Linked DNA regions of Homo sapiens: region 1 is linked to region 2. A link is a contact called in ENCODE Hi-C data. All regions are on one chromosome and are shown on one strand. The core of a region is the stretch at or near the end of the contact, and the rest is flanking DNA. Distances in the headings are between cores, read along the strand shown.

Region 1 (2,700 bases), core at 95-2,594, 380 kb after region 2:
TTCCTCAGTACCCCTCCCTGCCTAAACCAGCTAGAGGCGATTCTCTAGTATGCATCTAAAAACCCTGACCAATACATTTCCTATAGTCACAACAGTGGATTTTTGAACTTTTTAAGCCGGCACACTTTCATCAAACACAACAGCCTATAGAAGCCCAGTATACAACGTAGATGATATACAAAATTGTTCTTCCCACCCTCCTCACTCTAGAGCTCTCTGTTGCTCCTGTGAACTCACCCCTGGGAGAAAGCATAGTTATTACAGAGGGTCCTTCATATACTGGATTCAATCCATTTTTTTTTCTTTTTTTGGCTTCATCTCCTATCATGCCCCCAAAGTCCTACAAATTAATAAGTTAATCCAATTTGCAAGCACGCCATACAACTTTGGGTTTCCATAACTGCTCATCTTCTCTTCTGTCTTCCTGGGATGTCTGTCATGAGTAGATCTGCCAGGAAAATGCTCATGTACTCTTCAAGAACCCAATCAATCAGAACCTCCATGAACCTCTCACCCAAAGCGTCCCATCATATAGGTGGCAATTTCAGTAGCCTCTTAGCATTCATGAGCCTACTATTTCCAGAGGTAGCTATTATTCTCTGCTGAGGATCCCAGGTAATCTGCATGTTTGCTGAGGCACAAATTTGAATCATTAGTATATTAAACGTGGTGAAATGCCCTGGCTTTTCCTTTCCTTCCACCCACCCTATCAACCAGGGCTTCACATGAGCCAAACCAAGCCTAGCAGGAAGCCAGTTAGCAAAGGGAGCCTCAGACGACGTAGCCGGTTGGACCATCCCAATGATCATACAGAGCAGAACAAGCAAAAATGGACCTAGGATGGTGGAGGAAATGATCAGCTCTGCAGAACTTCCTAGGAGTCAGCAAGATCACAGGGAATGGGACACTCGGTTAGAATGCAACCAAGAGATGGCATATTTTATCATGTTCCATTCATAAGAAACATATTTTTTCTTTTCTTTTGGAGAGTACTAAGCTGTCTCTGTTAAGTCAAGGACAAATAAATCTATGCACCTACATAATGGTTTTCATATTAGAAGATAATGGAGATGAATGGAGGAATAGAATAAAAGGGCTACTGTGATGACAGGATGCCACAGCCACCATCAACGCAGGAAGTGAGTGATTCATTCCTGCTGCAGAAATCAGGCAGAAAGACAGGTGGCAGACTCAGCTGTCCGCACATATTCTCATAGTGTCTCTGTGATAAAAACCATTTCTGACACACACTTGACCTAACTTGTGGGCAGATTCAGCCCTCAGAAGGATCAGAAAGCTGTGGGTGGAGCTGCTATTCTCAACTTACTTCCGATTCACGGGGAGGAACTGATTGGGGAAGTGGAAGTGAGAGGCATTGTAAGAGGAAATTCTTATGTCATCCTTATGTTCACAAAAGCTAGGAATGGGAAACTCAGTTGTGCTGATAAATTTTGTGGTTTACAAACAGAGATTTCACAAAGTTTAAAGGTGAGTTGGAGTCTATAAAAAGTGCCCTCGTTCCCATCAAACAGAATGGGAAGTTCTTGAAAATGGGGTTCTGACACCACAAATAAGTCAGTAGCTAAGAGGGAGAGGTATCACAAGCAGGTGAGTCTGCACCTTTGCAATGAACTCACAGCTGGGCAGCATGCAAATATGGGTAAGGGCTCTAGAGGCTTAAGTGTACCCCAAACAGTGTGCTGGATCTGTGTGAATAATGCCTAGAAGCCTACAGCCCAGGAGAAGGGTATTTTACAAATAAAACAAAGCTAAATAAAACCATAAAATACCTTTTTAAAGGTACTTTTGGAACACAATGTGGTTGACTAGCAGCAAAAAAAAAAAAAAAGAAAAAAAGAAAAGCAAACCTACTAAAGTCCTTGACAATGGGAGCAATTAATTTACATCAGCTGAACACCTAAAGGCTGTAAGACAGGAAGAGGAGACCAGCATTAAAAAGCGGGACTGGATCCTGAAGTCAATTTGGCGGTCATAAGGGCGTACCTGGATCTTCTATAGGCATTTTCTTTTCCAATCTGGAGGACTCACTGCCACACTATGGTTATAAGTTAAATGCATGTGAGATTATTTGTGATCACCTTCAAGCACTCAGGAGAATTAAAGAGGGCTGGACAAAGCTGGTAGATAATGTTGGTCCTTGGCTTCAAAAACAGAGAAGGCAGTAGACTTCTCCAGCTATGAAGCTGTGGGCTCCAGGGCCATTTGAGAGATGATTGCTCTTGGAATTCTTTGCAAGATGGTGTATCTTAGCCAAAACGTGGTCAAGCCCAGGGTCCAGTTTGGGTTTCCCAAGACAAGCTATGTCAGTTTAGCCATATTCCTTATGTACTTCGCAGGGCTATTAGACTAGAAAATTAGAAAAAGGCGGGGTGTGGTGGCTCACGCCTGTAATCCCAGCACTTTGGGAGGCCGAGGCAGGCAGATCACCTGAGGTCAGGAGTTGGAGACCAGTCTGGCCAACATGGCGAGACCCCATCTCTACTAAAAATACAAAAATTAGCTAGGTATGGTAGCACATGCCTGTAATCCCAGCTACTCGGGAGTCTGAGGCAGGAGAATCACTTGAACCCAGGAGGCGGAGGTTGCAGTAAGCTTAGATTGCACCACTGTACTCCAGCCTGGGCAACAAGAGCGAAACTCTGTCTCAAAAAAAAAAAAAAAAACCCAAAACCAAACGAA
Region 2 (2,700 bases), core at 37-2,536:
GAGACCTGTTCCCTGGAAGCACAGCTCTTTTTGGTTAAATACATAAACTACCATAAAAACCACAATTACAGTGACTACCATGGTGATAATTTCAATGCACTGAATTATATGAAAAAATAAAACAAACAAAACCTGGGACACAATTGAACAGCACAAGAAGTAGGAATGTGGCACAGTCTGTAATTTATGTTTATTGCCATGGGTTTCGACGGACCAAATGGCTCATGCCTGCCTGCACTGTAGCTGAGTCATGTTTGATATCTCAAAGTGGCAGTAAAAAAAATCTTTATGGCTCCCATGCTATTTTCATACCTTATTTATTCTGTTTTTTTCCCCTGTTTTTAAGTCATCTTTTGTATTTTCTTCTTGCTTATTAAGTTGGTTACTATGGAGATCATGACATCAGTCATCTTGACTAAGCTTAATGGTCTTGAGGCAACATTCAGACTAAAAGTTTTGATACTTAAAGTGGCTCAACCCTGGAGAATGAGAGCAGATTGAGAACTGAGGACTGTGGGCTTCAAGCTGCTTCTCTAATGGAACACAGAGGTGAAAGGCAGTCCCTGCCCACTCGACCAAGGCCACGTGGGGCAGCCCTTTGGGAGGACCGCGCCCCCGGCTAACCAGGTACTGCACTTTCCAAGGCCCATTTAATCCTCTGCCTCTGATGAACTCAAATGCCATTTTCCCTCTGGATTTGATGAGTGTGCAAATAAAGATAACCAAACTCAAATTGCTTTAGGAAAATTACTAAACTGTGGAAGGCTTTTAATCCATCTCAGTTTAATTTGAATGTAAAACCTCTCTAGGTTCTCGGTTGTTTTTCCTGATCTTTCACATCTTCCAGGAAGGCAAAACCCATTTTTTAAATAGTTTATTTTTTGTAGAGGTAGGGGTCTCACTGTGTTACTAGGCTGGTCTCAAACTCCTGGCTTCAAGTGATCCTCCTATTTCAGCCTCCCAAAGTGTGGGATGACAGGTATGAGCCACTGTGCCTGGCCCATATCCCATTTGTAAAACTAGAATTTATTAACGGGATGTAACAAGTGAAAGTTTTAATAAAAAGGCCTGAAAGTTAGGCTTATGACACTGTACTTTATTCTATATGCATCTACTGACCTCCAATCACTTCATAATGAATGGAATCACATTTTTATAATTCTTCCATGAGCCAGAGGGAGTCGGCCAGCCCCAGAGGGGCATTCGTGGTCTGTGTTTCATGTGTCTGTCGCTGCTGTCATCCTAGTGGGGTGTTGTTTTTGTACTAGCAGATGTGTTTCATTTCTGCCAATCCCTGCTGACTCATGACCCCTCCTGATGCTGCAGGCAACAGCCAGGGGACACCAGGCCTTTGGGCAGACCCAGCCCCAGAGAACAAATGCGTCAATTCTGTGCTGTTTTGTTTCCAGGCAGATAACGGGTTGCAAGAAGGTTTTTTGAGTCTGAAAAGCCTGACTGTTATGCATCAAAAGTCAAAGTTGATGCTTCCAATGACAGATGCAGAAGAACACATGGGGACAGCGAGCCCACTGTCTGAGGACCAGGAGGAGGAAAGCCAGAGGGGAAGAAGGAGAAATCAGTGCAGCGCAGCCCTCTCCTTCCTCTGGCTAAGGCCAGGAAAGTGGAAGGAAGGGGGCAGGATCCCTACAAAGATTTTGGAGAATACAGGAAGGAGACTGCCTCACAAGGGAGACTCTACTGCCACCTTGTCCTGGGAAGAGTCCAGTGGAGATGGCTGAGGGAACTTCCTGGATGAGGAAGGAAATGAGGCAGCAATGAGCTTCTGAAAGCCCAAAGCAAGGAAAGCGGAGAGGAAGAGAGCACGTAGCTCCAGGGAACACAAGGCCACACTCAGACTGGCCTCAAGGCTGTGAGGATGGGATTCTTCTGCAGCAAGCAGTGAGGGCTGCGGGGGCCTGGATGCCAGGACAAGGGGTGACTTTGCCTGAGGACAAAAGCTGATGTTCTGAACTCAGGATTCCTGTGAGGACAGGCACTACCCAAGCAGCAGGTACCTCCCCTCCCAGCCTCCTCCCCGCCTGCCACGATGCCATGACATTCCATGTCCATGAGCTCCTGAGAACTTGGATGTCTTTCCTACCTGCCTAAAAACATGAAAGAAGAAATCTCCCAAATGGACTCAATGTAAACATTAAATGATTAAATTTACCCAGAATTGATGGAGGTTACTTTTACTCCCATCAGGTGGAATAAAGGCTCAAAGCAGAGACTCAGCTCAATTAGAAAAAAATAGGAAAATAAAAGATGTATCCTTTTGCACACCTGGTTACTTGTCTTAAAAATCTGTATCTGACATAAAAAAGAGGGTTTGTTGTATATCTCTGTACTCTGTATGTTGCTTAGATAAAGCAACATATTGCCAAGAGAAATCATCTTTTTCAATTCAGGAATCACAAGTTTTCATTTTCAAATTCTAAAACTTTATGCTTTTTGATTAAAGAGATAGTAACTTTACCTTTGACTGAGCAATACCATTTCCAGGAATTTGTTCAAAGGAAATCAAAACAAATGTGCTGAAAAATAATAAGGGCAGATATGGTAGCACTGTTCATCGTGATAAAAATTGGGATAAAAACTTAACCAACATGAGGGAACTGGCCTACACACAGCAATGGTGAATCGTGGGCTCTGACATCACACTGTTTAGTCCCCAAACCGTGACTTAGCAGCTGTGTGGCC

The links. A loop is a pair of places that touch in the nucleus more often than their neighbours do. Pooled maps may share reads with other maps.
Region 1: a loop to region 2 is called in a map with no recorded cell type, with 6 times the contacts of the local background. The contact joins two enhancer-like sites. A Hi-C loop is called at or near these places in 4 of 37 single-sample maps with no recorded cell type and 2 of 50 pooled maps.

Annotation. Positions count from the first base shown.
Region 1 is chr20:19,826,960-19,829,659 of GRCh38, reverse strand. The region is part of intron 2 of RIN2 (Ras and Rab interactor 2); the gene reads right to left. Among named protein-coding and RNA genes, the nearest start is that of RIN2, 70 kb to the right of the region's middle. RefSeq lists a silencer at 1,070-1,239. Within about 2 kb of position 1,344, at least 6 of the 41 ENCODE cell types and tissues checked have a DNase peak (open chromatin) inside an H3K27ac peak, as active enhancers do.
Region 2 is chr20:20,209,145-20,211,844 of GRCh38, reverse strand. The region is part of intron 17 of CFAP61 (cilia and flagella associated protein 61); the gene reads right to left. Among named protein-coding and RNA genes, the nearest start is that of CFAP61-AS1, 57 kb to the left of the region's middle. Within about 2 kb of position 1,286, at least 4 of the 41 ENCODE cell types and tissues checked have a DNase peak (open chromatin) inside an H3K27ac peak, as active enhancers do.